Regions from separate parts of the Homo sapiens genome. Here region 1 is linked to region 2. Evidence: chromatin loops called from intact Hi-C (ENCODE). Cell type or tissue: prostate gland. All regions are shown on one strand.

Evidence for each region. Hi-C counts contacts between places; a loop is a spot of excess contacts. Peaks named below come from ENCODE experiments on the same cell type or tissue, not always from the same donor. Only the 100,000 strongest peaks of a DNase experiment are listed, where the experiment ranks them.
Region 1: it touches region 2 in a loop (3.0-fold over the local background); 6 of 110 quality-filtered maps call a loop at or near these places.

Annotation. Positions count from the first base shown.
Region 1 is chr20:13,875,379-13,880,378 of GRCh38, forward strand. It overlaps SEL1L2 (SEL1L2 adaptor subunit of SYVN1 ubiquitin ligase), which reads right to left. Exons shown (of 20, transcript NM_025229.2): 11 at 2,142-2,210; 12 at 660-737. Among named protein-coding and RNA genes, the nearest start is that of NDUFAF5, 93 kb to the left of the region's middle. In prostate gland, no CTCF peak of the experiment used is centred here; a DNase peak (open chromatin) is centred at 2,663.
Region 2 is chr20:13,817,853-13,822,852 of GRCh38, forward strand. It overlaps NDUFAF5 (NADH:ubiquinone oxidoreductase complex assembly factor 5), which reads left to right. Exons shown (of 11, transcript NM_024120.5): 11 at 1-3,728. Among named protein-coding and RNA genes, the nearest start is that of NDUFAF5, 35 kb to the left of the region's middle. In prostate gland, a CTCF peak has its summit at 2,502 (motif pointing right); DNase peaks (open chromatin) are centred at 2,236 and 2,589.

The DNA of each region.
Region 1 (5,000 bases), 58 kb after region 2:
ACAAGCGTGAGCCACTGTGCCTGGCAGGCAAATATTCTTAAATTCCCATTTTACAGATGGGGAAATTGAGGCACAGAGAGGCTAAGTAACTTGCCCTTGTTCACACAGCTAGTCAGTTTTAGGGCTGCCATTCAAGCCAGGGATTCTGTCTCCAGATCCCTATTCTCAGTCGCCTTGCCCTGGCCTCCTCCCTGACAAGCTCCCGCCTGGGCCAGAGGGAGCTCTGGCCTTTGGATGAGATGAGACTGGAGAAAACTGGACATTCCTAGGATGTCTTTGTCTTGAACTTCCTGCAGCTATTGATTGGATTTTCCCTTCCTCTGTCCTCATCTCTTTTGTTTCCTGTTCCTAAGCTAGATGGCCTCATCTACTGCATAAGGGAGAGGGGAAAGCTGAACTTCTGTCTGGCTGAACTTCTGTCTGGCCTCCTCCTGGCCTCTGCTAGGGCAGCACAAGCCACTGCCATTTTTCATTTTCCAAGAAGGCAAGTTGTAGCTTCCCTTACTCCCATCACCAGTATTATACTTCTCCAGGACACAAAACTCCTTACAGGCCCATTATCTGGGCTTGGGACTTCGAAGTCAATTCTTTGGCACCAGTCTGCGTGTAATAAAAGCAATTTGTGTGTATGTGTTTACAACAGTGCATTGAGGACATACCTTACTGGCTGCCATGGAAAAGTACTTGAAGGCAGTAGCGTTATTTTGCGGCACGGCAGCATTCCCCTCTAAATACATCTAGGAAGAAAAATGAAAAGAGGATAGAAAAAACAAAATAATTTGAGAGTAATGCAAATATTTTAAAATGAAATAGAGGTAACAGTGGTACAACATATTGAATGTAGTAAATGCCACTGTAAATGCCACTGAATTGTATAAAGTGGTCAATTTTGTGTTATTTACATATTTACATTTTACCTCAATTTAAAACAAGAAAAAGTAAGAGTACCATTTATTACAGACTTCTGGAGTGACCCTGCCTGAGGGCAAAGAAATGGACCCTGTTTGTGTTTTCTCTCTCTCTCTCTCTTTTTTTTTTTTTTTTTTTTGCATCTACATTTACTGTATGTTGCACTTAGGAAGCAGGACATTCGTCCCTATGGTTACTAATGCAAATCGGCTGCAGGGAGCCAAGGGTGGCACACAGGGGAGTGAATAGTCTTTGAAGGAGACAGAAGAACATGCCTTTCCAGAGGAACCCTCCACCAGGCTACTCTGCAGCCACAGGAGGCCTCTCATCAGAGGTGGCATAAGGATAGCTCTGGTCAGCCTGGAGCTGATTCACACTCCAGCAGTAGAGCAGAGAAGGGCCTGATTGGGCTGAGACCTGTCCCGGTCTCCAGTGCTCAACCAACCTGGATCTCCTCTTACATATTGGGGAGTGGGGTGGTCATAGGCTCATAGCTACGCTCAGAGGAGGAGCCCTGGGCCAGGTGCACATTTTTATTTTATTTTTTATTTTTGGAGACGGAGTCTCCCTCTGTTGCCCAGGCTGGAGAGCAGTGGCGTGATCTCAGCTCACTGCACCCTCTGCCTCCCAGGTTCAAGTGATTCTCCTGCCTCAGCCTCCCAAGTAGCTGGGATTACAGGCACCCGCCACCACACCTAGCTAATTTTTGTAGTTTTAGTAGAGACGGGGGTTTCACCATGTTGGCCAGGCTGGTCTTGAACTCCTGACCTCAAACAATCCACCTGCCTCAGCCTCCCAAAGTGCTGGGATTACAGGCGTGAGCCACCGTGCCCGGCCAAGGTGCACTTTTAAGGCTGCTTTTGGTGCCCCAGATAAAGGCTGCTGTTATATGGGGCTTCTTCCCAAACTGTCACCTCAAGAATATCACCCTCGGGTTGCAGCCAGATGTCCCACTTAGCCGCTTCCGTGAAAGAGGCCTGCTGCCCTGTCCCTCTACAATGGGTTCAATGAGCTGGTATCATTAATTTGTTAGATTTTTAATTTTTAAATTTAAATTTTAATTATTTTGAGATGAGGGTCTTGCCGTGTTGCCCAGGCTGGTTGCCTGTGCTCAATGATCTTTCCACCTCAACTTCCCAAGTAGCTGGGACAACAGGCACACGCTGCTATGCCCAGTTTAATTTCTTAGGTTTTTAATAAATGAAAACAATGAATCAAGATGAAGCATGTACCTTTCCTATAAATGCCATGGCATTTGCACTCCCGGCCTTTGCTGCCTTTAAGAAGTAGTGTAATGCTTTCTGGAGAGAAAAGGAACAGTGTTATTGCTAGTCACAAAATAAATCCTTCAAAATAGCTTTTTGAACCAAACTTTATTCAATATGCATTCAAAAAATATCTATGGTGCTTGCCACTGAGCTTAAAAAAAATCTGTGAAATGCCCATTTTGTTCAAGGCACTATTCCAACCAAATGCATTTTCAACCATAACCTGAGGAGTGGGAGAGTGTCTATATCTCTTTCTTACATATAATTTTATAACATGAGGACTTGCTTCTTACATTTGGAAAGCCACGATGGGAATGTCGCTTTGTAGGGTGAGATGAATCCCAGCTGTGAAGCTAAATAGTCCATTATTTTGAAAAGCAGGCTTCTCTGTTGACACTGTGTACTTAATGAGGTTTTACTGTGGTTGGCAGAATTGGATACACAGTTTGCTAATGTTTGTAGGCAGAGTAAGACCAGACACACTTGGCCGGCTGCTGAGATCAGGTCTTTATGCAGAAGTGAGCTTTGAGACAATTCCTTCTGACTCAAATTGAAGGAGGCCAGTAAAGCCTCTGATTTTGTCTAGGTCGTTACATTAAATGAAGCACTCTGTCTAGAACACATAAGGGCTGACCTTGTCCCTTGCTGCCACACTCCCTAGGCCTCATCTCGACCTTCCGGAAAGCCCCTCCTTGGAAACCATGTAGAGCAATAAAAGAAATCAGCCTCAAGAATGTGGTATGAAACCGCTCTTTTTTTTTTTTTCGAGACGGAGTCTCACTCTGTCGCCCAGGCTGGAGTGCAGTGGCACGATCTCGGCTCACTGCAACCTCCATCTTCTGGGTTCAAGTGATTCTCCTGCCTCAGCCTTCTGAGTAGCTGGGATTACAGGCGCCCCCACCCACAATGCCTGGCTATGAAGCCACTTTTTAAAGTGTCTTGTTAGGATACGACCTTTCTGCTCTTTAAAAAGTCTTGATCAGGTTGATGTGCAAAGACGTTCCTTCTCAAAGAGAAGAGAATGTTTAAGGAAGAACTGCTGGTAGTTATTTTACATGGAAGTTTGCTGTAGGAATGTTGCTAACTTCTTTGTGGGCATAAGTACAAATGCTGCCACAGTTAAACCTCATGGCGTCATGCATCCATTCATCCATCCAGCTCTTCCAATCTTCATTTACCCTTTCAAAAACTTGACTGAAGCCTGCTATATATAGGATAGTATGTTACGTATTATAGATGATTCATAGATAAACAGAAACATGATTCCTACATTTGCTCCCTAGCAATGTTCCTGAGAAAGAAAATATATATAAACAGCAGTGAGATAGTAGGTAATAGGTGGTATAAAAGAAACTCCATAAGGAATTAGAAGGGAATAGAATAAAAGACATTGTATCCAGTTCTCCTATAAGTTTTTGCAAACTTTTTCTTACCTAATCTTCACAATAGCACCATCAGAGGGTATTATTAATATCTGATCTTATTACCAACATGTCAGAGTCATGCTGTTAGTACTGCAGATCAATAAGCAGCTCACCACTCTGTCTCCACAGTATACAGAGGAGGGCTAAAATGATCGAGGCCTCATGAAAGATGGTGACAAGTCACCAGTACAGAGGCTAGGGGAAGAACCTGAGCAAACGAATGGGGATGGGAGTGGCCAAGATGTGTTCAGAAAATAGTGATTACTTCGGCGTGGCTGAAATAGAACATCCAAAAGCTAAGACTTGCAAAAATAAGATGGCGCCATTACTATAAACAATCTTGAAGACTAAGCTAAGGATTTTATTTTTTTAATTAAAAAAAATTTTTTTGAGACAGAGTCTTGCTCTGTCACCCAGGCTGGAGTGAAGTGGTATGATCTTGGTTCACTGCAACCTCCACCTCCTGGGTTCAAGCGATTCTCCTGCCTCGGCTTCCTGAGTAGGTGGGACTACAGGTGCGTGACCACCACAACTGGCTCATTTTTGTATTTTTAGTAGAGATGGGGTTTTGCCATGTTTGCCAGGCTGATCTTGAACTCCTGACCTCAGGTGATCCTCCCATTTCGACCTCCCATAGTGCTGGGATTACAGGTGTGAGCCATCACACCTAGACGTAAGGATTTTACTTTATTTTATTTTAAAAAATAGAAAATAGAAGCCACTGAAGATCTATAAATGTTAGGGAATCCTGAAGATAAAATGCCTGGAATCATCCAAGTGTCAGCTGGAGAGGAGAAAGTTATAGCAATGTACAAGTTACTAAATGAGAGAACACTAATATCAAAAATAAAAGTGTATCTCATGAATCTCTCTACTGAGCCATGACCAAAATATGTCCCCAGGTAACTGTGTAAATTACACAAATCACATTATCTCCTGGGCTTGGTTTCCTTATTCAGATTCTCCTCCTCTGTGATCTCACGGCACCTCATCCTGTCCGTATTGTGGCATTCATCCATTGATTTCATTATTGACTTATTTTGTCTCCTCCAATGTTGAATCCTCTGTACTTAGCATAGTGTGGGCTATATGTTAGGCACCAGGAAATGTTTCAGAAATGAATAAATGTATGAATGTCTATCCATCTCTAAAACAAGGCAGCTGGACTTTAATCTTTATAGGCTCTTCTAGCTCTAGTATTATGATTCTGTAAAATCATTTTCAAAGTCCAGTTTAGTAATTTGGCTCTCAAATATCTTGTAATAGAGACTTCTGAAAAAAGTTTCATTCTGGGAAATCAGTGAAATTTTAAAAGAAAGTAACTTGTTCTCCTGAAGCAAATATAAATCCTGGAGTTTTCCCCACCCTTAAATATAATGATTTGATAAAGACCTAAAGG
Region 2 (5,000 bases):
CACTATTATCCTAATCCAAGTTCACAGTCCTGTTGTTGTCGAGGAGGGTTCAAAATCATTTGGAGATAATCAAGCTCAGACAGCTTAGGATAGGTGAGAAGAACATAGAGGAAGCAGGGAGAAGGCTGAGAAGCAAGCAGGAGTGAGCGCTAAGTGTTTTGTTTCCAGTTAGCTGTTCGCTGTCTTTTCCATTTAACCTGGGCACTGCCCTAGCCTCATCTTCAGCCTTCAGTGATCTATAATAGCATTTCCTTCTGTCTCCTCTCAGTCTCTCTTCTGCCTTCCTTCCCTCCTTTACTGTATTAGCAACAAGCTGTCCATGGGTGGGGGCTGTGTGTTAGCCTGTACGTAGCACATGGGACTTTCCACATAGTAGATATTCAGTTACATTTTGAACTAATTATATAACAAACTTGCCCTTTGAAAGACTAAGTTATAGTTAAAAACCAAGATTTGTAGGAGAAAAAGAAATTATTGTTCCCTTCAGTTTGAAAAATCATCGATATTTGAAACTGGGATACGCTTGGTAGCTTTTTTGTTTTAACACAAAGTAAACCTGTGAAGTAGAATTTGGCGTTTTGTTTTTTGGGGTTTTTTTTTTTTTTAGCTTAATTTTCAGAACTTGAAGAGAGAGAACAACAACAAAAAACAAACTGCGCTAGCCAGGTGCAATGGCGCATGCCTGTAGTCCCAGCTACTTGGGAGGCTGAGGCAGGCAGGAGTTCAAGGCTGCAGTGAGCTGTCTGTGCCACGGCACTCCAACCTGGGCAAAAGAGGAGACCTCATCTAAAGAAAAATCCACCAAAAACCCTGTGTTTTAAAGTGCAAACTGATGATGGAGGAATGGGTAAATTCCAGGGGTCTATATTTCCAAAAGGACATGTGTTTTTGTGCACTAATACTTGTTTTTGAAGAACACATCTCAGTGTTAAGTGGCTGTTGCTGAGGAAGGGGACTGAGGAACTGGGTGTGTCTGTGTCATTCTGTTTGAATGTCTGTCAGGGGTATAGAAACTAGGAGGGAGACTTGTACTTTTCACTTTTTAAACTTCCTGTAAAATTTGAATTTTCCAAGCAAGAATATTACTTTTGCTTATTTAATGTCAACGGAATTATATGTGGATGGTGGGGTGGAGCTAAGGATTACTCTACTCTGGCTATCCCAAAAAAAGCTCCATTTGTTTAAAAAAATTAAGTAAATCAAACACAGCTAATTGAGGACCCTTATTGTTTAATGTGAGTGATTGTAGTGAAAACACTTATTTTAGTGTGTATAACACTAGTGAAATTATTTTTGTAGTTAAATCTGCTGGAAGTGTGCTATTAAGCTTTTATTGTTTGGAGCCCTCAGGAAACTAATTTTTCTGAATAACCACATTTTCCAAATGATTAAGAGCTCATCCTTTTAAGCAATGAAACTTTTAAAAGGTCTTTATCAAAAATTTTTCATAAATGTTACATTCTTAAATGGTATATGATAAATAATCATCTTTTTTGTTGGTTTATTTTTTTATTTTTTATTTTATTTTATTTTTTGAGACGGAGTCTCGCTCTGTCTCCAGGCTGGAGTACAGTGGCGCAATCTCGGCTCACTGCTGCCTCCGCTTCCTGGGTTCAAGTGATTCTTCCTGCCTCAGCTTCCCAAGTAGCTGGGATTACAGGCGCGTGCCACCACGCTGGCTAATTTTTGTATTTTTAATAGAGATGGGGTTTCACCATGTTGGCCAGGATGGTCTCAATCTCTTGACCTTGTGATCTGCCCACCTTGGCTTCCCAAAGTGCTGAGATTACAGGTGTGAGCCACCAGGCCTGGCCAATAACCATTTCTTGATAACCCCACAGATAATATCATAAACTCAAGTTGTCTGTATTGCTTCTTCCCAGACTGGTCCCAAGAATGCTGTGGTTGGTTTTGTGTCTTTTCCAGCACTTTTCTTACTTGCTGTCAGTTGTCAATCTCAACACCTTGACCAAAATGAACTTTCTTGAGTCATTTCTTCTCTGTTTAGCTATAAGATTAGAATTCATACTGAAAGATTTCTAGGACTTTTGTATTAAGGTAGGAAAGAGGAACTAGGTTCTGGGAGAAAGACTCCTTTGGAATAAAATTCATGAGCTTTATTGGTTCCTTTAACAGATCTTCATTGAGTTTCATGTGCCAGGCATCCAACTAGTCTCTGCTTTTATAGTTGTCAGTCTGACAGGGCTCTAGTATGTGCACACCGTGACACCTGTTGGCTGCCAGGAGACTGTTTGGCTTATTTCCTGGTTCTTAGCAATATTCCAGGTTGGCCTGGAGAATTCCAAAGGTAAATATGAAAATGTATACCTACAAAAGAATTTTTGCTTTATAGGAAGAATTTGTAGGATTTATTGAGATGTAAGCTACCTATATACATCAAGTATGTGATATGATTGTAAAAAGTTACAGAAGTGTGTGAGTCATGAAGTACCTGTGAGGGAAGTTTATATATTTTTTCAAACTCTTTTAGTACCATTTTCATCCACTAGGTGGAAGCAATTACAGTATGACCTGCATTAAAGACATGTACAGTTTTTTGGCCGGCTGCAGTGGCTCACACCTGTGATCTCAACACTTTGGGAAGCTGAGACGGGAGGATTGCTTGAGCCCAGGAGTTTGAGACCAGCTTGGGCAACGTGATGAAACCCTGTCTCTACAAATAAAAAAAAAATTAGCCAGGCATGGTGGCACAAGCCTGTGGTCCCAGCTACTCAGAAGGCTGAGGTGGGAGTATTGATCGAGCCCAGGAGGTCAAGGCTGCAGCAAGCTGTCGCACCACTGCACTCTAGCCTGGGCAACAGCAAGACCCTCGTCTCAAAAAAGAAAAAAAAAAAGTACAATTTTTGTATTGATTATGTATTCCTTAAGTAGGAGTGGAATAAAAGTATTTTACCGTGGATTGGCTTCTGTGAAGGAAAGAAGTGAATATTAGTAGATATTTGGAAAAAAGAAAGATAGTTGATGCAGTGATTATTATTCTGTTCCTTTGTAAGTTACCATTAGCCTCTCTTGCTTAAGAAATATTTTGAGCTTTTTTGGGGAGGGGTTGTGGTTAATGATGTGAAATTAATCTTCAGGAAATTTATCATAAGCAGACTTGCCTTTTCAGATATTGGTATATTTTAATTCTCTACCTGAATACATACATGACAGTTATTTTACCATGCTGGTTTAAAAAACATCAATTTGAAAATACTAGAAGGTGGGGTGAACACTGATAAGTTACTGTTAACAAATAAGAAAATAATGCTTTGCCATCTGTGGTGGTTTTAAAATCTATCCACAAATTTTTGATATGCTTCTCTTTAAGACGGGACACTTCATTCCCCTCTAAGTACAGGCTGAGTTTAGTGATTCCCTTCCAACAAATAGATGGTGTGTCACTTCTGAGACTAGGTAATAAAAGGCATTGCATCCTCCTTACTCTCTCTTGGATCCTTCACTCTAGGGAAAGCCAGCAGCCATATTGTAAGGCCACTCAACTCCATGGAGAAGACCTAGAAGTGAGGAGCAGAGGCCTCCAGCCAAAAGCCATGTGAGGGAGCCATCTTGGAAGCAATTCTCCAGGCCCAAACTTCAGATGACTGTGGTCCCAGCCAATGCATTGACCACAACCTCATGAGAGACCCTGAGCTAGAACCACCTAGCTAAGCCACTCTCAAATATCTTATCTACAGAAACTGAGATGATAAATGTTTGTGGTTTAAGCAACTGTGTTTTAGAGTAATTTGTTACACAGCAATAGATAACTGATACGCGATACACTGTCTTCAGGAGGTGTATTAGGGTGGGCAAGGTATTCTGAGTTGTTATTTTCAGCATAAAACATAGCCCCCTTATTTACAATTAGGTAAAGTTAACATAAACTGTATTACTTTTGTTCTCAGAGAACACCAGACCTGAAATGCTCTTGCCTGGAGGTTTGATTCCATGATATCTTGAAATGGAACTAACTTCCCACATTAAGTTTAGTAGGCCTCAAATTTTCTTTCCTGGGAATATTAGGATAAATTTTTTGGAAGCCTCGATGGGCTAATTTCCAAATGAAATCAGAGAATTTGGGAAGACCATGAGAATTCAGTGAGCTACATAACTGCACACAGATTCTTCAGCCAGTTCCCTTCTGCCGTAGCTGTTGAGTTGCGACAGCTCATTAGGATGGACTGTTGACACTGCATACTTGTTACCAGGCTCACAAATGAGTACAAGGATGTGGAAATAACAAGGACTCTTTAAAGCCAGACTTGATCGTACATTGTTAGTCACTGCTAAAACCAGGCAAAAGTAAATTGCCTGCACTTTGAAAGTGGCCATTGTAACCCGGCCAGTGTCTAGACTCTTCATTCAGGAATCACACGTTTGGCCAGGATGCCCGTTGCTAGTTCTGTCAGAACAGGTCTGGTGGTAGAATATCAGGAACACTTACCAGGTGTACTGTTTTTGTGCTCAGAGTGTTTGTGCTCAGATTGTGAGTGGGAGATTGGGAAGAGGAGAATTCCAAAGAAAGACTTGCCAGTCTGCCATAAAAAACTATGGAAGTCAAAGAAAGGTCGGGGACTGGGAGTCAGGTGGTCTGGGTTTAGTGCTGGTCCTGTTTGTTCCTAATGCTGGGGCAGACTCCATCTCTCTGACCTCAATATCTTCATCTGTAAAATTACAGGTTTGCTAATTGGTGAGTCTCAAAGGAGGCTACCAGCCTGCCTTTCACGTTCCTGAAGGGCTTTTTCAAACACTTCCACCTTTCTCTCCTTGGTTGAGAGTCACAGCCAGAGGGAGCTCATGTTAGAGGTGGGAAATGGTTGCGAGCCATTGGACAGGATGATCTCAGAGGAGCTTTTCAGCCTGACCCCAGAACCTGGGTCCCAAGGCAAAGTGGACAGGAAGCCCTCCCATCTTTACAGTTTCTCAGACTCTGTTGACCTTGGGGACTTCTTTTCCCTTCAAAGTAGACTTTGACTTCCCCTGAGGATAAGATTTAA